6 separate regions of the Homo sapiens genome follow, and all the other regions are linked to region 5. A link is a contact called in ENCODE Hi-C or POLR2A ChIA-PET data. All regions are on one chromosome and are shown on one strand. Each heading gives the region's core, a stretch centred on a gene start or an enhancer-like site at or near the end of the contact. The rest is flanking DNA. Distances are from core to core; before and after follow the strand shown.

Region 1 (4,068 bases), core at 344-2,843, 1.5 Mb before region 5:
AAGAATCACTATATTTGATAGTTGTGTGTCTCTGTGTTGCCCAGTCCTCTAGGGGAGTTGAATGGGAGGTGGGTCTGATGTTTTGCTTTTTAAAAATGTTTCTTTTGCTTGGATGCTCCAGCTCATCAGATGCTAGGCTGGCTGCTAGCTATTTTTCCACATGTGCGTCCAAACAGACCTGTGTAAGTAGCACATATCACACGAATTCAACAAATACTGAATGAATACAGTGGCTGGCACATAGGAAGCATTCCCGGATATTTACTGAATGAATAAATACCAACCTTGCCTTTGGTCCCGTGCTGGGTGCTACAAGTTAGGTGGTAGGAAGAAAGGGAGGAGAGAAAACTCTATATGAGATCAAGTAGGTTCTGCCCTCAAGGGGTTAATAGTCTCCAAGAGGAAGATGTAAATAAATAACCGTAATTGAAAGTAAGAATCATTCAGTGCCAAAAAGAGTGGGAGGAAGAGGTTGCTGGGCGGGGCGGGGCGGGGGTGGGGGGTTGGGGGGGGTGTTGGGGGGTGAGGGGAGGGGTGGTGGCGAGGGTGGCAGGGGTTGGGGGGGCGGTTAGGATGCAGGGAGAACTTGAAGGAGAGGCAGGCATTCAAATTAGATTTTCCCCCAGTTTAGCATTAACTCTGGCCCCAGTTGCAGTCCATGAATGTGGAAGGGCCCTCCCCTGCCAGGCGCTGAAATTGTGCACGAGCTATTTTTTTTTTCTTGGCTAACAGCTTTCCTCTCACGGTTAATGACTAATCCCAAGGAGCATTAGCTCACTCTGTAAATATGAAATTATAATATAGCAAAATATAACGCTAAAAGCCATCAATCTAATTTTAGTCGCAAAGTTGAAATTTCATAGCAATAGCATTAAAAGAGTTACATTGTTACGATTTCAGTCAACATATAAATGAAATAAAATTGTTCTGGCCTGGCGCGGTGGCTCAGGCCTGTAATCCTAGCACTTCGGGAGGCCGAGGCTGGCGGATCACCTGAGTTCAGGATTTCGAGACCAGTCTGGCCAACATGGTGAAACCCTGTCTCTACTAAAAATACAAAAATTAGCCGGGCGTAGTGGCAGACGCCTGTAATCCCAGCTACTCCGGAGGCTGAGGCGGGAGAATCGCTGGAACCTGGGAGGCAGAGGCTGCAGTGAGCTGAGATCGCGCCACTGCACTCCAGCCTGGGCGACAGAGCGAGGCTCCATCTAAAAAAAAAAATTGTTCTACTTTAAGAAACCTAAAATGACGGCTTAATGGCAGAGTAGTATTACGATATAAAGCATTTAAAATGAACAGAACATGCAGATCTTACTTTTTTTTTTCTTTTCTTTTTTTTTTAGTGTATTGTTGCTCACAGCGAGACAGAGTGTTCTGCTACCCACAGGGCCAGGGCCTCACACAAACCAGCGGGCTCTCCAGGGTGCGCGCGCGATCTACAACCCGCCCCTTGAAAAGGAAAGCGGGGCCCGGGACGCTGCGGGTGTGAGCCGGACCGGCTTAGAGAGGGAAAGTAACCCGAGTCCGCCGCTTCGGGCGGACCCGCCCCCTCCCACGAGTTTCCCTAGACCCTCGGCCCCGCCCTCTCTTTTATTCGGTTTGCAGCAACCGGAGCTGAAACTTTGCAACCCGAGCGCGCACGCTCTGCGCTCGGCCCTGCCAGGGCGGCACGGGAGGGCGGCGCAGGAGGTGGGACCTGCGCCGGGAAGGCTCCGGGACGCCAGCGCACGCGGAGCGGGGACCCCGGAGAGCCAGCAGGCGAGAAGACCGGCCGAGGGAGAGCCGATCGCGCCTCGAGAGATCCGAGGAAGTGGTCGCGGGCCGGGAGGCTCCCGTGCCGAGCCGAGGCCAGGGGTCTGGGGTCGCAGCCCGGCGTGCCTGCAGCTGCCGTCGCTCGGGAGCAGCAGCTGTGCCCGGGATCCCGGCGGCGGCGGGGGAAGGAGGAGCTGCAGCTGGACTGTGGCAGCTGGAGGGAGAGGGCCGGGCTCCCCTGGCGGAGCCGCGCTGGGACGACTGGCTGACCGCGGCCATGCAGTCTTGACGGAGTCGCTCGGGCGCAGGGGAGCAGCCGCGGGCGCGCCCTCCCGGGAAGGGGCACCGGAGCGCAGGCAGCAGCACTTTATCTGCGACTCTCCAGCCCAGCGAGAGGCGAAGCGGTTTACCATGGAACCCGTGACCAAGTGGAGCCCCAAACAAGTGGTGGACTGGACTAGAGGTGCGCGGGCCTTGGGGGGGTCCGGAGTCCTCCAGCCTCGGGGATGGGGCGGACGAGGAGCTGGGGAAGAGGGTACTTGGCCCTTCCTCCCGGCGAGAAGCGGTGAGGGCACAGCCCGGTGACAATGCAAACTTCTGCCGAGTGGCCTGTGCGCTCCTATCTCTCGTACCTGCTCCGAGCTCTTCCTTTCCAGGGTGCGGATTGTGGCAAGCCGAGGGGAGCCCTATCTTTAAACCAGGGAGTAGGGGTGGCCTTTCTGTGGCGGTTGAGGGCTGGGGATGCCGATCTCGGGACTCGGCACTCGGGCCGGGGGGCGCTCTCCCTGCCTGGCCCCGGTGCGGTGCCCGGCGACCCGGGGGCCCGAGTGCAGAGGCACAAGGTGCCTTTGTGTGGGTGACTCCCGCGGGACCTCGTCCATGCCGCCTGCCCAGAGCCGTCCGCAGGCGTGACAGGGCTGTCGGACAGGTAGAGGGAGACTCCGGCGGGTCCGCCGAGCCTGTCTGTTTTTGTTGGAGAAGGCGAGAGGGCCGCGCAAAAGCCAACACCATAGCATTTGCGCCAGGGAGAAACCTCGAGCCAGGACTCCCCGGGAGGCAGTGACTTTTGCTCCGGGAGGCGCCAGTATCCCCGGTGGCGCTGCATTTTCAGGCCACATGTAAGCACTGGGAAGGAGAAATATAATTGTTTGGAACCACTGTCTTGATTCATACAATATTTGGGATGAGGAAGGCAGTGGGGCTGGGGCGGTGGGGGGGTGGTGGGGGGAATGAGCAGAGGTAGAAGCTTGTCCTCCTAGCTGGCTCGCTTACTTTTCAATGTCTCCTACGATTTCGAGGGAAAGGTACTAGAGTTTACTCAACCCTTTTCTGTACTTTCAAGAGAACAAAGTCCACCAAGAACAATCTGTATTTTCATGGTTTCCCCCCACCCCCAACGACATCTCTGTTTCAAGTTACTATTTGTTTTTCTATCTGCTCTTCCAGGTGAGGAATGGTGTTCTTTCTCAGTAATAACTAGAATTGTGTAGCGCTTTACAGTTTGCTAAGAGCTCTCTCTGTTATTGTCCTTGGTCATCACAGTAAGCCTGTGAGGTAGGTAATACTGGTAAGACCAGGTCGTCTTTCAAACCGTCCCACCCATGGCTGCAGCATAATGAAAACTGATCACCGCTACATCTCATTTCTCACGCCTGTGACTTACACATAGACCACGTGGAATAGGATGTCCGAGGTGTGTGGGGTGTGTCAGTGGGTATGTCTGACCATTTCCTGCTCCTCTGGGAGAACTCCTTGAGAACGGGTTTGTCAAGTGAGCAGAATTTCCTGGACTCCTATATAAAATGAAGCTAAAAACAACACATGTTTCTGCCTTGGTGACTAGGTTTCCCTTGGTAAAGAGTAAGTGGCATTGCCAGTACTTGGTAGGAAGCATGAGCTTAAAAGCCATCCATGCCCACGCTAGCTTGAAATGAGGTGTGTTCCTCCATTCAAGATGCTGCCAAATTCCCTAGGCTGGCAGCTTCCTGAAACTGAGTTGATATGTATTTTATCTGTATGTCCCTCATAGAGCCAACTTGAGACACTGCAAATTTCAGCTACTGTTGACTTCTAGAGCCGCTCTGTCCAACTTAGTAACCAGTACCACTTGTGGCTCTGCAGCCCTTGAAATGTGGCTGGTTAGAATTGCAATGTGCTGTAAGTCTAAAATACACATGGCATTTGAAGACTTGGTATGAAAAAAAAGAACATGAAATATCTTAATACTTTTTATTACATGTGGAAATGATAGTATTTTGATACGTTAGGTTAAATAAAATATATTACTAAAATAAGCTTCACCTGTTTATTTTTACC
Region 2 (4,278 bases), core at 380-2,879, 1.3 Mb before region 5:
TTTATTTGAGACGTCTTGCTCTCTTGCTCAGGCTGGAGTGCAGTGGCACAATCATGACTCACTGCAGCCTTGACCTCCCGGGCTCAAGCAATTGTCCTGACTCAGCCTCGCATGTAATTAGGGCCACAGGTGCACCAACATGCCTCGTTAATTTTTTAATTTTTTTGCAGAGAGAAGGTCTCACTTTGTTGTCCAGGCTAGTCTTGAACTCCTGGACTCAAGCAATCCTCCTGCCTTGGTCTCTCAAAGTGCTGGAATTACAGGCATGAGCCACTGTGCCTAGCCAGGAGTACATTTAAGAGTAGGGCAATAGTTGTTACAGAAGAATGTATGAGAATCATTCTCTTTTTGTGTTAGTTCTCTTCAAAACAAATGATAAAAAGGAGAAGGGTGAATGAGCCATTCTTGTCTCTCCCCGTCCTGTATTATGTCGTTAAAATTGGAGAGGTTTTGCAGAAAACAACCCTCTCGTGTTCTGAGAGCTGATGGATATGTACACCAGTAATCAAATGACAAAGTGAAAAGTGCTATCATAGGCCGGGTGCAGTGGCTCATGCCTGTAATCCCAGCATTTTGGGAGGCCGAGGTGGGCGGATCACAAGGTCAGGAGTTTGAGAACAGCCTGGCCAACATGGTGAAACCCCGTCTCTACTAAAAATACAAAGATTACCCGGGCGTGGTGGTATGCACCTGTAATCCCAGCTACTCAGGAGGCTGAGGCAGGAGAATAGCTTGAATCTGGGAGGCAGAGGTTGCAGTGAGCTGAGATTGTGCCATTGCACTCCAGCCTGGGTGACAGAGCGAGACTCTGTCAAAAAAAAAAAAAAAAAAAGTGCTATCATAGCTATAATATAGTTGCGTTCAAAATCTGATGGGAACTTAGGAAGATTTACTAAAGCTGTTGGGTTGCTGGTCAACATTGCCTCACTAAAGATGATAAGTAGTGATGGTGATCCATATATTTGGGTGTTGCAGAGTCAATACACAAAATAAAGGAAGGTGGGAAAGGATAAGAAATAAGTAATTATTAAGCATCTACTAAGTGCCTGATGACAACTGGGTAAATTCATGAAAATTATGTCATTTAATCCTTACAAGCACCCTGGGTCCTAAGTTATAGTCACTTTTCAGATGAAAAATCTGAGACTTGGGCCAGGCACAGTGGCCCATGTCTATAATCCCAGCACTTTGGGAGGCCGAGGCTGGGGGATCGCTCAAGCTCAGGAGTTCGAGACCAGCCTGGGCAACATGGTGAAGCCCTGTCTCCACAAAAAATATAAACATTAGCCAGGCGTGGTGGCACATGTCTATAGTCCCAGCTACTCGGGGGGCTGAGGTGAGAGGATCAGTTGAGTCTGGGATGTTGAGGCTACAGTGAACTGAGCTCATGCCACTGCACTCCATCCTGGGAGACACAGCAAAACCCCCTTCCCCCACTAAAGAGAAGAAAAGAAAAAGCTGGGACTTGGAGAGAATAATAGTTTATCCAAAGTCCTACAGCTAGTGGGAGGCAGAAGCAGGATTTCCATATGTGTCCAGACTCCCCCCACCATATCATGTGGTTACAACTAAATGAGACAAATAAAGCACACAAGAAAGAGGAAGTGGGCAAATTTGGTTTTGCTGCCTCTCGAAGTGAGCGTGACTCAGAGATTTCTGACAGCAGAACCTAGTGGTTTGTGGAGTCAAGGTCTATAAATGTTTCTGTTACTGGATTCAGGAGATTTAACTCAATAACAGAAGCTAGCTGTCAGATAAAGACTGGAATAAACATTTCTTTGCATTGGTATATAGATCCACAAATGTGAGCAATGAGAACTCTCTGGATGGTTTCCACAGAAAATGAAGTGTAGTTGAATCTCATTTATTTGGAAGTTGTCTATCTATAAACTCACACATCCAGCACACAACAAGGAATCAGCAAATCAGCAAAACTCCATGAGCGCTCAAATAGATGTCATAACCAACACATCGTAAATCTCAGGCACCACGCTGTTTATTCCATTCCAAATGCCTTCAAGCCTTCAATTAGAATCTAGATTTAAAATATTTAGTATAATTTTTTTAACCTTTTGAGAGTATAAGGTATTATTTATTTTTACTTATTAGTACTACCTCCTTTGAGATACTTAATCTTAAAATGTGGATTAGTGATTCTTACTTTTTATATGTCCTGGTTCAATTTGAGACTATGATGAAAGCTGTAAATGCACATATCACGTTAAATTATCCACACAATTTCAGTGATCATGATCCCCCGAAGTCCCAGGGCTCAATAAATAACTCTGGAATATAGAGTAATAGGTGTACCTTTAAGAATATTATATAAATACTGTTTATTGTAACTGAGCCTTTGACACGGATTGAGAACCAGCCAGTTGGATTTAAGTGTTCCTAGCATTAAATAAGAATGCAGCCTGTTCTATGCTGCAGATTAAACAAGTGCTTTCGTAGCCTGGAGAACGGTACACACACAGACACATTTAACAAAACACCATGCTAATATTTCAAGGTTTATGGGGTGCCTGGATCAGATAGCCTCAACCCTTGTGCCCAAGAGTCTCATGACCGTTTGGGAACATCACAAACCTCTAGATCCTACCAGTGCATGGCCCCAGGAGATGACGATCCACGTAAGAATGCTGGTCCCTTCCCTCATCATTCCTTCCTCATATCTCAGCTGAGTCCAAACTATAATGTGAGGGATCAGGGATACACATGTAGACCATAGACTACGACAACAATGATTTTAACCTGGAAAATCTAAACAGGTGTAACTACATGTTGATTTCAACTCTAAAATTTAAATACAGCATATATGTAATATTTTAAGGGTGATTAATATAACTTTTGGGTGTATGTGCCAAGATAATTGACTGTAAAATATGCTTTAGTAAGTGGCCGAGTTAACTTGTTTTATAGATTTATTGATTATAAGCCACTTAAATGTGGAGCTAAGTCTAACAAAATAATTACTTTGGGTTTAGAATAGCTGGTCTGTAGCTCTTCCTTTTCAGTGGTCAAGTAACAGGGCAACTTCTCCATTAAAGCCACTCCTAGTTCATAACAATAAAAGCCATTGTTTTCAAATATAACAATCTTTATTTACTTACCTAAAGAAGTAGAGTGCTGCCAATTTCATCCAAGAGTAATTTGCTAAGGGGCATAAAATGTCTGTTTCTTCAAAGCCCATGGGGAATCTGGTGTTTACGTGTTGGACTTTATGTTTTTTGGGGGGTGGCGGAAAAATCTACTTTGCTTCTTTTTTTGTTGTTGTTATTGATATTGTTAGTGTTTTTTTGTTGTTTTTAGACACAGGGTCTTACTGTGTCACCCAGGCTGGAGTGCACTGTTGTCATCATAGTTCAATGTATCCTTAAACTCCCAAACTCAAGGGATCCTCCCACCTCAGCCTCTCAAGTAGCTAAGTACTACAGTGCACGCTACCATGCCTGGCTAATTTTTACATTTTTCTGTAGAGACGTGGGTCATCATATGTTGCCCAGGCAGGTCTGGAACTCTTGGCCTGAAGCGATCCTCCTGCCTCAGCTTCCTAAAATTCTGAGATTACAGGCATGAGCCATCACATCTGAGCATTTGTTTAACAAAGAAAGAAAAAAGGAAGCCATGTCTCTCAATACCTACATTTAAACAAATAGAAAATAAATATTTTCAGAGGCTCAGTTGAAGAATCAGAATAAGTAATAATACTCTATGTTTAACCTAAAATTGCATCTGCTTTAGACTTTACCCACAAAGAGGTCTGCCTGCATTTCAGCTTTCATGAAGTTGTAAAGTAATTGTTCTTTCCTTTTGGGAGGGAAGACAAAACACCGTTCGCAGTCATGGGAGAAATGCTTCCTCCATGCATGGGGCTTGGAAAATGACTGGTGAGGTGAAGTCTTCATTCACTTCGGGGTTTCATTTTTAAAGTAATATGCCAACTGATGAATGTTATACATGATTCGGGCACAGAATTGCTAAATTTTTGCAAAATTGAAGAGTATAGATTCACAGTTTTCCAAGTTTTTTTTTTTAAGTCATAGACTACTTTCTTTTTTCTTTTCTTTTTTTAAACATTTTATGGTATTTGCTTTATTGCTTATCAGTCCTTTTATCCATCCCTCTATCCATCCATCAACCCATCTTTAATTTTTTATTTTATTTCGTTTTAAGTTCCAGGATACATGTGCAGGATGTGCAGGTTGGTTACATAGGTAAATGTGTGCCACGGTGGTTTGCTGCACCTATCAACCCATCACCTAGGTATTAAGCCCA
Region 3 (4,105 bases), core at 735-3,234, 1.4 Mb before region 5:
TTTTCTCATTTTAACGGAGTCTTTGGGGAGGGAGGGAGCAAATCTGTGGTCAGCCCGTCATCTTGAACTGACAGTCCGGCCGTTTTGAGGATTATTCTAATTCTACAAATCATCTTTGCTCAAAGAATTTAAGTGGCTCTATTCTGGCCCCATAAAGGTAAATAACATGTCTTTTGAGGATATCTTTGATGATGGCATCTAAATGTCTGGTGAGAAGCCAGGCCATGCTGTTGATACCACTAAATTCCTTTAATATCACCTAGTACCATTTTTTTTTCTACGTAAAGCAGGGAACTAGAAGACAACTCAATATAGGGAGAAGATGAGGCAGCACTTCCAGAAATAGAAGTGTACACAAACAAGAAGCCGCTGAGAGAACCTTCATTTTGTTCCTGCTCAAAATGTACAGCATCTTCTTTCATTTTTTCACTCCTCCACAGATTTAGTTTACATTTTATCTTTGTCTTAGTCATTCAGGCTGTTATATCAAAACACCGTAGCCTGGGTGGCTTACAAACAAAAGACATTTATTTCTCACAGTTCTGGAGGCTGGACATCCAAGATCAAGGCGCCAGCAGATTCATTGTCTGGTGAGGACCTGCTTCCTCGTTCCTAGGTGACTGTCTTCTGGCCATGTCCTCATATGGTGGAGGGGTGGGCAGATCTCCAGGTTCTCTTTAATAAGAAAATTAATACCATTCATGAGGGCACTGTCCTCATGACCTAATCACTCCCCAAAGGTCCACCTCTAAATACAATCACATTGGGGATTAGGTTTCTATATATTCTATATATTCTATATATATATATATATATATATATATATATTTTATATATATATTATATATATATATTTTATATATATATTATATATATATATTTTATATATATATTATATATATATATTTTATATATATATATATTTTATATATATATTTTATATATATATTATATATATTATATATATTTTATATATATATTATATATATTATATATATTTTATATATATAATATATATATTTTATATATTATATATATATAATATATATAATATATATATTATATATATAATATATATATAATATATATATTATATATAATATATATATAATATATATATAATATATATATTATATATATATATTATATATATATATACACATACATATTTATTTATTTATTTATTTTGAGTTGGAGTCTTGCTCTGTCTCCTAGTCTGGAGTTCAGTGGTGCGATCTCGGCTCACTGCAACCTCTGCCTCCCAGGTTCAAGCAATTCTCCTGCCTCAGCCTCCTGAGTGGTTGGGATTACAGGCATCTGCCACCACGCCCAGCTGTATTCATTTCCCTAGAAGGTATAGAGAAACAAGAAGCTGGTGTTGAAAGGGAGATTGGGAGGGCAGGAATTTGTAATGAGATGGAATATCTCTGACTTTCAGCCTGCCATTTTCCTTTTCCAATGTGGGAAAGAAAAGTTTTGTGGTTAGAGACTCTTCTATGTCTACTGCAAAAGATGGCAGGCTAAGACTTATTTTTATCCTAAAATACGTTTTACAAATGTGTCTGTACCCTCTCTTTATTAGAGCATTATGAACGATTAGGAAAGGAGGAAAGAGGGAAATCTGAAAGAAGATTGAACCTAAAGAGGTTGAAGTGGCATTTCACCCAAAAATGCTGAGAATGACTCTGCAGATCATCTCACCCTCCATGCCTGTAAATGAACATCCTTGCCTCCAAAACAGGAAAGCAGAACCATGAACTGTTCCACCAATGTGCTCGGCAAATGAATACACTGGGCAGTGCTTAGTGATCAATGAACTCAGGCAGATGGGGTGTGCTTGCCTTACATGTACTGTGTCCTGGATATGGGCATCAAGGAAGGGTTTCATAACAATGAGAAGGAAGAACGTTAGGATTGAGGAAGTGGAGATGATACTTCCTCTTCTTTCGAAAGAGCTTTACTCTCTGATCAGCTTTGAATGTTAGTTCTGGGTTGACTGAGTTTCCAGAGCTGAGGCTGCTTTAAGTAGAATCCTCAAGCTTGGCCTCAGAGTACTATGAGGCTTCTGAATCCAGGAATAAGACTGCTCTTGGATTTACTCTCTTTGTATTGCATGTAAGTAACGTCACTTCTTGGCTGATGTATGAGAGGTAACTGCTTGACAGATCAAGATGGCAAAGCAATGGATACCCTAGCACTCTCCTTAGAGTAGTGAGGTAGGAAATATGACTTTGGGGATGTAATATTCACTCAGCTCTCTGTAATCTGGGAAGCCAGGTGCTAAAGATTCTTTAATTCTGTGAAAGCTTTGAAAGAGGAGAGAGTTGTGTACTCACTCTGCTTTTATGTTTCTTAAATGGGTGTTGTCTTGATAGGTGTTTAGACTGCAGACCACAGGTTTGATTTAGAAAAGCACAATTCAGCATGTATTTGGGTCCTGAGGAGTTCATTTGGGGAAGCACTCTGGGGCCGCCCTCTTTCGAGAAAGTGTGTTCTTTGCAAGGGAGCTTCCTTTGCATGGAGGCAGCTGGGGGACATTTTACACTTTGATAAAGGTCTCAGGCTTGCCAAAATATCTCTGGTATAAAAATGAAAGCTAGGTGTTGTTGGTTCAGAGTCTTTTAGTAAGGGTGTCTGGGGCACTTGATTTTTCTTTGCTGGGGTATATGTGAAAGTATTTAATTATAGAAGTCAGAATTATAACCCACTGAAGCATCTTTGACTACAGCAGTGGGCTCTATTAGTCTTGAGTGGCCTATGTGTTCCTAGTGCTGTCCTTGATAAAGTCTAATTTCTATCGAGTTATTTATTTTATGTAGAAAATTGAAACCGAGGGCTGGGCACAATGGCTCACACCTGTAATCCCAGTACTTTGGGTGACCACGGCGAGAGGATCACTTGAGGTCAGGAGTTTGAGACCAGCCTGGGGGCAAAATAATGAGACCTCATCTCTACAGGAAGAAAAAAAAAAAGAAAGAAAAGAAAATAGAAAATAGAATGCCGGGTGCGGTGGCTCACGCTTGTAATCCCAGCACTTTGGGAGCCCAAGGCGGGTGGATCATCTGAGGTCAGGAGTTCGAGACCAGCCTGGCCAACATGATGAAACCCCGTCTCTACTAAAAATACAAAAATTAACTGGGCGTGGGAGCATGCACCTGTAATCCCAGCTACCTGGGAAGCTGAGGCAGGAGAATTGCTTGAACCCGGGAAGCGGAGGTTGCAGTGAGCTGAGATTGCGCCACTGCACTTCAGCCTGGGTGACAGAGCAAGAGTTCATCTCAAAAAAAAAAAAGAAAGAAAGAAAGAAAAGAAACAGAAATGGAAAGAACACACATTTCTTTCTGCTCACATCATGCAAGCAAGGAAGAAAAGGGTGTAAGTTTGTGTATGTGTTGATGAACTCATTCTTTAATTTACCTTATAATTTCCTTCCATTCCTCTTTTTATAAATCAAGTGTCTTTTCTGGAGTGGGTCCATGTATGAACTATTTCAGGCAAGCTGTGTTAAGCAAATATACATCATCAGAGTATGGAAATAGGAAGTTCTTTCCTGCGGTAGTTTGCTGTGGCAATAAGAGATAAGAAATTACTTCATCACTATTGCCTGAGACTTTCCTTTTGACTCGTGCATCCTTTTGAACAGCTCACTTCTGCTTTCCATCCAGCTTGGAGGCTCTGCAGTGTGAGCTGATAATTGCAGTACAGGTTAACAATTTGCAAGTAGGTCTAATGTGGCAAATGGTGTGTGTGTGTGTGTGTGTGTGTGTGTGTGTGTGTGTGTGTGTGTGTGAAGAAAAATCCTAAAAAATAAGCTTTTTAGCCTTAAAGAGAATCCTGCAAATGGAGGAGTTACTTGTGCTCCCAAGTGCTCAGAACAGTGCCTGCTCTCAGTAAATATTTGTTGAATGAATGAATAACTGGCATAATTCATAAAATGAATGTGGTAGGAAAGCCATTGCTTTATCTCTGTTACTCAGGCACTTTAAAAAGTGAATGTTAGAAAAGATCAGAGTGGAGGAGGAGAGGAGAATATGAAGGTGTGGAGTAAAGAAAGGGTGTGTAGAACGGGGATCAGAAAAATCCCCAGGTCAGTAAAGTGAAAGGG
Region 4 (4,097 bases), core at 1,329-3,828, 1.2 Mb before region 5:
TGATGGTTCCCATGGTATAATACCAGGCTAGCTTGGTGTTCTAGGTCTGGCACTTGGCATGGGATTAATTTTCCTCTTAAGGCTGTGATCATAGTACTACCTCACTGGCATATGCTTAGCGCTCAATAAATGCTAGGTCTTATTAGATGTTACTCAAGATTATTATATTTCTTAAAAGGATTCCAAGCACACTCCCTACCAGGCCTGCTTCTGATATCTAGAAGAAAATAAAACACAGACATTTTTTCTTTCTTTTGGTGCAGTGCTTGTCACAGCCCGATGCTAATACGTGCAGCTCTCTGTGATAGTTGCAGGATGTAGATTGTGTTGGTGTGCTAATCTTCGTATTTCCTTTTCTGAAAGGAAGGGGCAGATGAGTTGCAGTGCCATGGACGCTATTGTATGGAGAGAAGGAGGGGAGCTTTAGATTCTGTGCAATTTTAGAGGGGAAGAAAGGAAAAAAACCTACCAAGACTATGTAAAAATGATAATAACATGTCACTACGAAGAGTCCTTACTTAGCCTATTTGCCATGAAATACGTATAGTCAAAGTTCTTAAGTCTTTCAGAGCAATGATTATTTGTGTGGGGCTATGTCACCATGTTTACATTCAATTAGGTTTGTTTCTATTTGTTTTTAATTTCGAGAATTGCTTTTCTTTTTCGTGTTTGTTTTTGATTTAAAAAATCAATCATGTACCCGATTCCAAAGTCAAACCTGTAACAAGTTACAACCAAGTCAGTCTCCTTCGCATCTCTGTTCTCTATCCTCTTTCTTCCCCCTTTTCTATTTGTTTTTGGTTTATTTTCCCATGTTTCTTTTCGCAAATACAGCAAGTGTGTATATTGAGTCAAATCTCTTCCTCCTTTCTTACACAAAATTAGCACATTAAATATATAGTACTGCACCTTACTTTTTCTCTCACTATGTCCTAGAGATTGCTCTACGCGTTGTATGGCGTTTTTCATAGTTATTCACTGTGTGTGGATACCACAGTGTATTCAACTGTCACCTGATGACAGACATTTGCATTCTTTGCAATCCTTTGTAAATACAAACAATGCTGCAATGTACATGTCATTCCACATATTCTCCAAGGTATAGTTAGGACAGATCCCAGAAGTGGAATTTCTGGGTCAATGGGCAAGTGCATTTTTGCTGATTATTATCCAGTTTCCTTCTGTTGAGTTCCATTTTGCATTACCACCAGCAGTGTTTGAGAATGACTGTTTCTCCATAGAACTAGAACTTTTACAGTGAATTTTATCCTAACTTTTCTTCAATCTCCTTTTACTTTTACTTTCTATTTTAAAGAATATAATTCAGATTTCTCTAGTGGTCATGAGTCTGTGTGTAGTGTGAGAATCTAGAGACAACTGTTCTAAGGCGGCATGAGAATGGGCAGCTCAGCTCAGAGTTTAGACCTCATCTGTTTCCAGTGCCCTGGGGGTTTTGGGGAGTAACTGAGAAAACAATAGATTTATATGGAGAAATGGAGACTTTTGCAGTTTCGGCTGATTCAGATAGTCATTGGGTAACCTCATTAAATTTGCTCAATGTAATTTCAAGAATTTCAATTCTATATTCACTTAAAAACACAAAAGTATATTACAAAGAAATTTTTTTAGCTGTTTTTTTTTCTTGAATTCAAGATTCTATTTAAGACCTGTAATTTATTTAATAACAGGTTTTAGGGGAGAAGATGTTGCAATGAAAATATACATAGATTCTAAGGTGTCTTCTGATTTCAGAATTATTGAAGTGTAAAGAAATCAGGGTTTTAGAATTAAGGAACTATGGTTTCATTGAAAATAGAGATATAATATTACTTTTCATTTTTTAACCAGGAACTACATGACAGTTTCCTATATTACCATTCATCTGTTTCTGGCTTGGTCCTCTTTGACCTATTTAGACTCGGGAATACACGTCACTCTCATTTCTCCTGGTCAGCCCTTCTGCTTTTCTGACATGTGTAGGTACCTAAGAAGTAATTTTGTATATTTTCCAAAATACTTGTGGTACGAAAAGGGCAAATGTTATCATGGCAATGAACACTTATTTTTGCATTTAAATTCTAAAATCTGATGTCCTGTTTTAGTTAATTTCTAAAAGACTTAATTTTTTTAGAGCAGTTTTAGGCTCACAGCAAAAGTAAGAGGAAGGTACAGATATTTCCCATATGATCCCCGCCCATACTCATGTACAACCTCCCCATTATCAATATCCCCATCTGCATGGGAGATTTGTTATAACTGATGAACCTCATGTTTTTAAAAACAGCTTTATTAAGGTACATTTTATGTATCATAAAGTTCACCCTATTCAAATTTGCAGTTCATTCATTTTTGGTAGATTTACCAAGTGATGCAACCATCATAATAAATCAGTTTTAAATAATTGGTATTGTACCAATAAGATCCCCCATCCCCATTTACAGTCAGTTCCCACCCCCAACCGCAGGCAACCACCGTCCTGCTTTCTGTCTCTATAGATTTGCCCTTTCTGGACACTTCCTAGAAATGGAATCACACAGTCATAACTGATCGCTTGTGTTTCACTTTCACTTAGCAGAATGTTTTCAGGGTTCATCCATGTTTCAGCAAGCGTCACTGGTTTGCTCCTTTTCATGATTAAATAGCATTTCGTCGTATGGCTGTGTCATATTCTATTTAGTAGCTGATGGACATTTAGGTTGTTTCCAGTTCTAGGTTACTATGAATAAAGCTGTTATAACGATTTGCATGCAAACCTTTGCATGGGCATTTGCATCCATTCCTCTTGGGTAGACACCTAGGAGTAGAATTGCTCAGTTGTATGGCAATTATATGCTTACTTTTTTTAGAAACTGACAAACTGCTGGGCACGGTGGCTCACGCCTGTAATCCCAGCACATTGGGAGGCCAAGGCAGGCAGATCATGAGGTCAGGAGATCGAGACCGTCCTGGCTAACACGGCGAACCCCATCTCTACTAAAAAAAAAAAAATACAAAAAATGAGCCGGGTGTGGTGGCGGGTGCCTGTAGTCCCAGCTACTCGGGAGGCTGAGGCGGGAGAATGGCGTGAACCCAGGAGGCGGAGCTTGCAGTAAGCCAAGATCGCGCCACTGCAGTCCAGCCTGGGCGACAGAGAGAGACTCCGTCTCAAAAAAAAAAAAAAAAAAAAACCGGCAAACTTTTCCACACTGCCTTCTGCATCTCATTTTAACACTTTATTGTCAGAGGAAAAAGATTATAGTTCATTCATTCATTCAAAAAATGTATTTATTTATTTCACATGTATTTATTCCACACCTTATAAATAATATGTATGAACAACACAGTTATTTCCTTCAAGGTACTCACAATCCATTGGAGAAGCAGACAAACAACCAGATAATTAAATACAGTAAGAGAGGTCCTGTAAGGGAGGGCCGCCCCTGGGGCTGGAGGCAGACATGGGGGCACCTAGTCCAGACTTAAGGGAATAGGGAAAAAGTTTTGGAAATGGTCACACCTAAGTTGAATCCTGGAAACTTATCTAGGGGAATGAGGTAGGAAGGGCATTATAGGGCCAGGGAGCAGGAGGCAACCTGCCTTGCTCACACCTTGGAACCCTTTACTCTGTTTTTTGTTTGTTTGTTTTGAGACTGGGTCTCACTCTGTAGCCCAGGCTGGAGTGCAAGTGGCACCATCTCAGCTCACTGCAGCCTTGAACGTCTGGCCTCAAGTCATCCTCCCGCCTTGGCCGCCCAAAGCACTTGAGATTACAGGCATGAGCCACCACATCTGGCCAAGAGCAGAGTGTTTAAAGGAGACAAATACTCTAGAGGTGATTCATGAGATCAAAGAGATGATCAGCAACCTTTACATTTCCCCCCAATGTTGTAACACCAGCCATTTTCATAAAAATATGTATTTAATGCTGCCTAATGACAGCAACTGTACGTGACACTCCACTGAGATGAACAAAATCAGAGATGCTGGGAAAACTAGATGGGCTGAATTGTGAGGAGAAAGGTTTGAGATCATAGAACATCATAAAACAAAGTGAAAAGGAACGTGTTTCTTCTGAATTTAAGACTAGATTTGGAAAGAGAAGTTTGTACAATGGCCAA
Region 5 (4,094 bases), core at 1,541-4,040:
GACAGAAATTTTGATTTCTCCAATAATATATCAGCCTTTTTCTAGAGAATAAAAAAACTGCTGAAGAACAAATCTAAGCTGAGGATAAGATCCAAAGGTTATATTCCAGATGCTCAGCTAATTTAATGAGCCAGGCTCGGTGGCTCATGCCACCCAGCACTTTGGGAGGCCGAGGTGGATGGATCAGTTGAGATCAGGAGTTCAAGACCAGCCTGGACAAAAAGGTGAAACCCCGTCTCTACTAAAAATATAAAAATTAGCCAGGCGTGGTGGCGCATGCCTATAATCCCAGCTACTTGGGAGGCTGAGGCAGGAGAACCGCTTGAACCAGGAGGCAGGGACTGCAGCGGGCCAAGATCGCGCCACTGCACTCCAGCCTGGGCTACAGAGCGAGACTCAGTCTCAAAAAAATACAAATAAAAACTAATGTAATGAGAAACCTTGCCTGCTTCGAATTTTGTATTTATGCCAGCATCTGAAAATAGAAGAGGTGAATACAATTATCTCTAAGGTCAAACTGTGAAGTAATGTGAAATGTACTAAAACCAACCAGGACTCCAGCAGATAGTGTTATAGGCTAGCATAGCATAAGAGGAAAGGACATGGACTTTTTGAATCCTGCAGACGGGCACTCGAATCTCCGCTTACTAGCTGTGTGGTTTTGGTAGCCACAGTGAGAATTAACTCACACTGAGAAGCACGACCATTGTACACTGAAAATAATGCTAACCTATTGTGAGAATGAAAGGCTAACATTTACATTCTTTTTTTTACATAAAAAAGCTATTATAATTTCAATATTCTATCAACAAATAACTACCTTGCCAAAATCCTTCCAACAGCTAACCACTGCAATCAGAAGAAAGTCTAAACTCTGCATGGAAAAACTACAAGGTCCCACAGGATCTGGCTTCTGCCTACCTCTCTAACCTCATCTCCTCTCTCTCTTGTTCACTAAGTCGTAGTCAGGCATTCCCTCTGCTTATTATTCCCTCTGCTTATTATGCAGCCCTGCATTGCCAGTTCAACGCATCTGGGTTCAAAGCCTCAGAAAGCGTCCTGACCATCCAAAATCCTTAACCTATACTAATCTGCATTCTCTACCCCCGATTACATTCTTTCATATCCTCTTTCGTGTTCTGAAATTGTTCACTGTCAACTTCTTTCCCATTGGTCTCTGTAAACTCCCTAAAGGACAGGACTTTGTCTTTTCAACCCTGAATCTCCAGGATCTAGCCCCAGGGCCAGGTTAGGGTGAGGCAAGGAAGCACAGGCCTCAGGTGCGTTTACGGGGATGAAAAAAATTTAAGTCATCAAGAGTGACACTATTTTAACATTTTTAAAAATGAAAAAGGCAAAAAACCCATGATGAACTAATTATCAAAATTTTAGGTAAAGACAGGATCCACCCAGCACTTGTATGATTCATCCTAATCCTGGCCGCGCCCCACAACTAATTATCAAAATTTTAGGTAAAGACAGGATCCACCCAGCACTTGTATGATTCATCCTAATCCTGGCCGCGCCCCACCGGACTCGTCACTAACGGTACTGAAAACTGACTACAGCCAAGAACTCACTCCGAGGCTGCAGAAAGGCACCAGAGGGAAACAGCAAAGGAGGATTCGCCGTTTTGGAGTTCACATCCCGTTGCTTCACTGGGCTGTAGCCATAAAGCTGAGTTCAGGGAATGCACTGCCCTACTTAAGTGCATATTCAAATTGTGAAAAGTTAAGCATCACTAATACTCCGGTACACTTTCATACTGACGTCCATGCCAGCCATCACTAAAAACTCCCTTGGCCACGGGGGTCCAGCCCAAGAGGGCGGGCACTTCTATTTATTCTTTTTTTGGGAGCAGGACTACTGTCTCCTACACCTGGCCCTTTAAGGAAAGGAACAAAAACCCAGGGGAGCGTAGCTGCACACTCAGTAAACTTAACGTTCCTATAAACCAGTAGCGTCTGAAGTGTGGTTGAAAATACAAATAAACGCGCTTGCAAGGAAGAAGTGCCTCGGTCCTACCCTCGGCCCCGCCGGAAGGCCCTGGGAGATGCAGCCGCAGGTCTCCTGCTACAGCCGCTGGGGAAGGCCGCACAGCCTCCTCGCCCACCCCGGAGGAAAAAATCGCGGGGGACTCCAGTGCGCAGGCGCCGACCCGCCAACTCCGCAGCCACAGCCCGCCAAGGCGCCTGCGCAGAGGCGTGGGTCAAGGGGAGGGTCGAGTTAGGAGGGAGAGCAGAGCGCGCGCGTAAATCCTAGAGAGGCGGGCTAAGCTGGACTGGGGGGAGGGTCCGTCTTCCGGAAAGTCTGGATTCCCGGACGAGCCGAGTTGCTGCTCACCGAACTCCCGTTCGAGAGATGATCGAAGAAAGTCGGCTACCATTTGTACCCATCAAAGATCTCCAGATGGAAGCCAGCGCTGAATTTGGGCTGAGATTAGGACTTGCAGGAGGCCGGTCCAGAAGACGGCGGAAGGAATCTTGGCGGGCGCACGCATGCGTGATAGACCCTCCACACGTGTGGCCGGGCCGCGGCCTCCCCGTGCTCGGAGGTCCCGCCCCCGGCCGTAGCATCTTTCCGGACGTGGGGAGCCGGTAAGCTGGAAGGGGGCTGGGCTTCGCGGCTCGGCCCCGCCTCGGCAGCCTCCAATTGGGCGCGGACGAGGGCGCCCCCACCCACTGCCCTCCTATTGGTGCGCGCATGCAAGCGACGCGTCTCATTGGACCGCGCGGATTTAGGCACCAAATTCAAAGATTTTAAAAGTACCAGCTGGCGCCTTTTAAGAGATACAGGTCTGTGAAGCAGGCAGGTTGCTCAGCTGCCCCCGGAGCGGTTCCTCCACCTGAGGCAGACTCCACGTCGGCTGGCATGAGCCGGCGCCCCTGCAGCTGCGCCCTACGGCCACCCCGCTGCTCCTGCAGCGCCAGCCCCAGCGCAGTGACAGCCGCCGGGCGCCCTCGACCCTCGGATAGTGAGTGAGGGGAGCGGTCGCGAGGGGGGCGCGCACGCCAGGAGGGGTGCACGGGGAGGGTCGCAGCCTGAGACCCTGACCCGACGTCCCTCGGAGCCTGGACGCGCGGCCATGCCACACGCCCGGCCTCGGGCGGCGGCAGCGGTTCCTGGGTCCGGGAGGAGGGCGGCTGGGTGTCGGGGGGAAGCCAGAAGAGCCAGATGTGCAGGGGCGGGATGGCGGGCCGCGGGGTCCCGCCACCCACGCCGACCGTGGACTCCAGCCCCGGGAGGTGCGGGTCGTGGCATCCCAGGGCGCCCTTTTTCCTCCTCGGAAGACCCACCTACCCCACCCTGCTTGAATAGGCGCCAAATGCCCCTCCCCTCCCCCACCCCGGGGCCCCCGGCGGTGACAGGGCTGCGAGCGAGAAGCCCCCAGGGCCTGGCCAGGTGCCTCACCTTCTCCCCCTGCGCCCCTTTTCTACATCTGCCCCGCACCCTCACAGCCAAAGGCAGTTTCCCCGATTTTTCGCGGTCCCAGCCTTGCTGGCGGGCGCGGGAGATCGCGCTCGCGGTTATCTCCCGCCTCCTCCGCGTGTCCCGCGCCCTGAGGGGCAGCCCCACCGATCCCTCAGGAGTTCCAGGGTCTCCCTCCCCACTCCCGCCAAATGGAGAGACACCCCCCCAACTCATTGGACCAAACTCAACTGGGACATCCAAACAAAAACGTTACTTTTTCCCAATTTTTTCTCCCTTTGCCCGTTAACCCAGTCTCAGGGCCTGGAGTGGAAAGGGAAGACTTTAAAAAAAGCAATTTTTACTACGAACCTTGAATTTGTCCATAGTATTAAGATGATTTTGTAAGAATCGAAGAATTGGTGACTTTTTCCCGATAACTCATGAAGAATTAGATAGTCCTTTATTTCAAAGCTTGCAGAGAATGGAATGCACTCAAATGCTTATTTTTATCCTCTTTGTTGCTACCTCTAAATAAAATCTATATGCACTTATTTTTACCTGAGAAATAACCCAAAATGAAAAAATTTAGCAATTCGGCATTGTACTATTTTGTAATGACTCTATTATTAAAAAAGAACTCTAGAAAAAAATACTTAATTTTAATTTTAATAGATTAAATATAT
Region 6 (4,061 bases), core at 90-2,589, 1.2 Mb before region 5:
CCCCAGCCTTTCAACTGTAAACTCCTTTAGTACCATTGAAACTTAAGGCAAAAAAGATCCCTGGGATTACTTAGCCAAGGCTTAAATTTATTTTTCAAAGTCAAGAACATTAGCCTAGAAGTTTTTGCTTTGCTAGTTAAAGCTTACTTTGCAGAGCTTCCCAAAGTGAAAGGGAAACTGAACTTCACAATTTTGCACCTGGCTTTCTGGAGCCCCATTGCCTGCTCATTCGTGTTTTTCCCCCTGTAAATTATTTTGCTTTTGACCAGGTTGTGCTAGAAAGTAGGGCTGCTTCTGTGAGTTCTCAGCCTAGGCTGTGGCCACTAAGACGTGGGTGGGGGGATAGACAGGAGTGAGAGGGAGAGTGGGTGACACTTTCCGTGACACTTAATGTAGGAAGACATGGGCTTCTCTCTCTTGGCCTCAAGCCACTTTTCTGGTCCAAAGAATATTGGGAAAACTGGATTACTTTCAGTATATTTCTTGAGACCGGGTCATCTCTGAAATGCATTTGGGGTAGTTTCCTGGGGTCCAAGGGCCAATTCCTATACCCAGTCCTGCAGTGTCTGTGAGCTGTGGAATGAGAGAGAAAACCATGGCTGCTCAGGAAGGAAGTGGAGAATCTCTCAGCACACGTAGATCCAAATCTGTGGCACCTGCTAAAGATTAGGATTTGGAGAGGACTCCTCTTTGGGGTTGTGAAGAGGACCTTTTCCCTCTGTTGTTAGCCTGTAGATCCAGAACGGAGCCTGATGTGATGCCTTCACTGGTTGATATATTGCAAATAGACACTCTGAGCCCTGCATTGCAAGGGCGTCTTTTGCTTTAAAGAATTCTTAGTTTTGCCACAACAGCTCAAATCTCAGAATAGGATCAAAGGCCTAGAAAGACTCCTAAAGTATAGGATTACAAAGACTCCAGGAAGCGTAAGAAAGAGATTGTGTTTGGAGTCAGATTTCAATGTGAAACCCATGCCTTACATTTACACAGCACTTTGTAGTTTGCAAATTGGTGTGTTTTCAGCCCCCTCCCGCTGCCCCATGCTCTGAGATGATTGTGGATTATTACAGTGAAGTGCCTGGCCCGGAGCCCCCAGTGATGAAGCAGGAACTTGAGTCTCAGGACTCCCAGCGGCTCTCTGCCCATTTCCTCCTCTCCGCCCCCCACCTCGCTTCACCTGTTACCTTGTGAAGTTGCTGTTGGCACATAGCCCACTAGGAAACCAAGAAGTTTGACTGGGAGCGTGTGTTTCATTGCACTGGGCTTAGCATACGGCTGGCCCTGGTGGCTGTTTGGCTAAATTCTCCATTTGAAACCTAAAGGGCCCTCTCTGTGCTTGAGCACAGTCTCCTCCTAGTGGTCCTGCCTCAACCTGCTGGCGGGCTGTCTATGGATTGGGGTTTCACCTAATCATGCTGTGTTTCCTTTCTTTTCTTTCTGTACATTAGACTACTTGGGAGGTGCTGTGTGATCCTTGGATGAAAAACATATATTTAAAGAAATGGAGAGTGTTTATTTTGTTTGCTTTTTGAGGCATGTGCTGTCAAATGTTAGAGACCAAACTTAGTGATTAGAGGTTGGTCCTTTGACCTTCTTCTCTTAATTGCTTTTCATGTAATCATGATAATTTACTCAGGTAGCACTCCAGTCACAAACAATGTCACAGAGATGAAACAGATTCAAAGAAAAAATATTTTTAAGTCTTTTGAAAAGAAGTGCTATTCAAATTTAAGACATGTTTAAATTCATAGGTACATTATCTCTTAGTAAGAAATACTTTTTTTTTTCTTTTTTTAGACAGAGTCTTGCTCTGTTGCCCAGGCTGGAGTGCAGTGGCACGATTTTAGCTCACTGCAACCTCTGCCTCCCTGGTTGAAGTGATTCTCCTGCCTCAGCCTCCCGAGTAGCTGGGACTACGCCCGGCTAATTTTTATATTTTTAGTAGAGACCGGGGTTTACCATGTTGCCCAGGCTGGTTTCAAACTCCTGACCTCAGGTGATCTGCCTGCCTCTGCCTCCCAGAGTGCTGGGATTACAGGTGTGAGCCACCACACCTGGCCGAAAGACAGTATTTTGATATAGCCACATACATGATTTAATGAGTAATGTTAAGTACAGAAAAGCTGCCATATCCACATAGTTTTAGGGGGCATTTCTTCTTCAGTCTAACAAGAATATGATATCCAATTGTGGTTTTCCAATTTATTTCTCTTCCAATTTCTTTTGTATACCTCACAGGAGAAATTGAATCCTAGAACTGGGAGATGACTGCCCTGCCCAGGGTTTTGTAATACATAATTGAAAATAAAAGTCCCTGAAACTAAATGTTTGCAGCCTGTATGAAATGGACTGTGGAAGGGGGATAATTTCTCTCCTCACAGAAAGCCACTCGTCTCCTTGAATGAGGCATTGAGCAGACACACGTTTCTCTGTGTCGTGGGGCAGGAAGCAATTCCCTTGCCTCTTCAGCACATCTCAGTTCTTTCCCACATGACCCCAGAACCACATAGAAAACATTGAAAATAATGGATTCTTCATTGTATTTGAATTTTTTTTTTTTAACCTTTAGCCCAAAAGGGAAGTGTGCCTCGTGGAAAGAGCAAATGCCGTAAAATAGAAACCAGGAGTTTTAATCGCCATATATTTTAATGTGCTTGCATGATGGGAATGTGACTTTTAGCACTGCATGGTGTTTGGGGGCAAGATATTAATGTGGAAATCTTAGCTTAAGTTTTACTGTGCTCTCATCCTGTGTCAGCTACCCCTCTAAACTGAAAAAGAGGCATGGCTCATTTCTCTCCTGCTTTATGTTTTTGAGGTTGACTTGTAAGATAAAAATAAAAATAAGAAAAAAATATATCTAGGCAAATGACATGAAAAAAAAGTTGAAATATACTACTGGTGTTCATTTTTGTCCTGCAGTGTTGCTTTCTCAAAGAAATAAACATGTGGCTGGAAGTGTTTAATGGCTGCGTTTTGATCGTCTACAACAAGGTTACAGTGCCCTCTGGTGGCAGTCATCAAAATCGCTTCTAGACTTGTTTTTATTTTTAAATAAAAGATCTAATTATATTGGAAATCTGTTTCAACAATAATCGATGTGGTCTTTTCCAGTGGTTCTCAAGTTACAGGTTTATTAATACAATAATATTTAGATTTTTCAAAAATTGCCATTGGACCACTAAATTTGACTTGCACATTGTATTACTTATTATTTCTAGGCACCCACATTTTGTTTAAAGAATTTTTAAAATTTGCATATTATAAAAGTTACAAAATGTGGTACACAAGCTGCTTAAAACATATGAGATATTTATTTGAAAATGAACAAAGAAAATAATGAAATAGCCTAATAAATTGCCTTTCTTTGGATCCACTGATCAGAGGGAATCAGCCTGCATTTGAACTGATTCATGCTCCTTGACTGCTGTCTACACACACAGTTTTCATTTTGTTCCTGACTCTCTCCCAAGTCTCACCTCACAAGCCAAGCTCCACCTTCTGTCTTCTTTGTCCTGCCACCACCAAATATTTCTAGGCTCCTACATGGAAGCAGGAAAAATTATTTTAGACCAAAGGTATTAGTAAAAGGTATAGGCACCATGCGTTTCCTGATTTCGGGAACAATCTCATATTATTTCCTATTCCTGATATAACAAATTACCACAAATAGAGCAGCTTCAACAAATTTGTGAACTCACAGTTCGAGGAAGGTTGCACTCCTTGTGGAGGCTCTGGGGGAGAATCCATTTCTTTGCCCACTCCCTGGGCTACAGGTGCCCCACTTCGCTTGTCTCTGAGCTTCTTCCTCCAGCTTCGGTGTCAGCAACTTGCACCTGGTGCCTTCCTTCTCTCCTCGCCTCCTCCTGGGGCTTTTTTTTTTTTTTTTTGAGATAGAGTTTCACTCTGTCGCGCAGGCTGGAGTGCAGTGGCGTGATCTTGGCTCACTGCAACCTCCGCCTCCCGGGTTCAAGTGATTGTCCTGCCTCAGCCTCCTGAGTAGCTGGGATTACAGGCACCCGTCATCACTCCTGGCTAATTTTTCGTATTTTCAGTAGAGA

Evidence for each region. Hi-C counts contacts between places; a loop is a spot of excess contacts on that map. ChIA-PET counts read pairs that join two places held with the same protein, here RNA polymerase II (POLR2A). Pooled maps may share reads with other maps.
Region 1: a map with no recorded cell type shows a loop between it and region 5 (5-fold over the local background). The contact joins the promoter of CNKSR3 here to the promoter of FBXO5 in region 5. A Hi-C loop is called at or near these places in 1 of 37 single-sample maps with no recorded cell type and 3 of 50 pooled maps. POLR2A ChIA-PET finds 5 or more read pairs at or near these places in 2 of 52 experiments (BJ and HEK293T).
Region 2: a pooled map shows a loop between it and region 5 (6-fold over the local background). The contact joins the enhancer-like site here to the promoter of FBXO5 in region 5. A Hi-C loop is called at or near these places in 2 of 37 single-sample maps with no recorded cell type and 3 of 50 pooled maps.
Region 3: a loop to region 5 is called in a map with no recorded cell type, with 6 times the contacts of the local background. The contact joins the promoter of IPCEF1 here to the promoter of FBXO5 in region 5. A Hi-C loop is called at or near these places in 7 of 37 single-sample maps with no recorded cell type and 6 of 50 pooled maps.
Region 4: a pooled map shows a loop between it and region 5 (5-fold over the local background). The contact joins the enhancer-like site here to the promoter of FBXO5 in region 5. A Hi-C loop is called at or near these places in 4 of 50 pooled maps. POLR2A ChIA-PET finds 5 or more read pairs at or near these places in 3 of 52 experiments (activated CD4-positive, alpha-beta T cell and activated naive CD4-positive, alpha-beta T cell).
Region 6: a pooled map shows a loop between it and region 5 (6-fold over the local background). The contact joins the enhancer-like site here to the promoter of FBXO5 in region 5. A Hi-C loop is called at or near these places in 2 of 37 single-sample maps with no recorded cell type and 10 of 50 pooled maps. POLR2A ChIA-PET finds 5 or more read pairs at or near these places in 1 of 52 experiments (OCI-LY7).

The regions. Positions count from the first base shown.
Region 1 is chr6:154,508,210-154,512,277 of GRCh38, reverse strand. It overlaps CNKSR3 (CNKSR family member 3), which reads left to right and starts at 1,593. Exons shown (of 13, transcript NM_173515.4): 1 at 1,593-2,215. The coding sequence starts at 2,164. LOC101928868 (a long non-coding RNA gene) reads right to left here and starts at 1,487. Exons shown (of 2, transcript XR_001744422.2): 1 at 1,316-1,487.
Region 2 is chr6:154,299,647-154,303,924 of GRCh38, reverse strand. All of the region lies in intron 1 of IPCEF1 (interaction protein for cytohesin exchange factors 1), which reads left to right. Among named protein-coding and RNA genes, the nearest start is that of IPCEF1, 55 kb to the left of the region's middle. RefSeq lists an enhancer at 1,282-1,331. Within about 2 kb of position 1,629, at least 4 of the 41 ENCODE cell types and tissues checked have a DNase peak (open chromatin) inside an H3K27ac peak, as active enhancers do.
Region 3 is chr6:154,354,682-154,358,786 of GRCh38, reverse strand. IPCEF1 (interaction protein for cytohesin exchange factors 1) reads left to right here and starts at 1,984. Exons shown (of 12, transcript NM_001130700.2): 1 at 1,984-2,115.
Region 4 is chr6:154,228,417-154,232,513 of GRCh38, reverse strand. All of the region lies in intron 5 of IPCEF1 (interaction protein for cytohesin exchange factors 1), which reads left to right. It also overlaps a transcript of OPRM1 not described here. Among named protein-coding and RNA genes, the nearest start is that of IPCEF1, 130 kb to the left of the region's middle. Within about 2 kb of position 2,578, at least 2 of the 41 ENCODE cell types and tissues checked have a DNase peak (open chromatin) inside an H3K27ac peak, as active enhancers do.
Region 5 is chr6:152,981,737-152,985,830 of GRCh38, reverse strand. FBXO5 (F-box protein 5) reads left to right here and starts at 2,790. Exons shown (of 5, transcript NM_012177.5): 1 at 2,790-2,974. The coding sequence starts at 2,872. RefSeq lists enhancers at 1,197-1,296, 1,827-1,946, 2,237-2,456 and silencers at 2,487-2,806, 3,287-3,356.
Region 6 is chr6:154,153,514-154,157,574 of GRCh38, reverse strand. IPCEF1 (interaction protein for cytohesin exchange factors 1) reads left to right here. Exons shown (of 12, transcript NM_001130700.2): 12 at 1-3,079. It also overlaps a transcript of OPRM1 not described here. Among named protein-coding and RNA genes, the nearest start is that of OPRM1, 120 kb to the right of the region's middle. Within about 2 kb of position 1,339, at least 11 of the 41 ENCODE cell types and tissues checked have a DNase peak (open chromatin) inside an H3K27ac peak, as active enhancers do.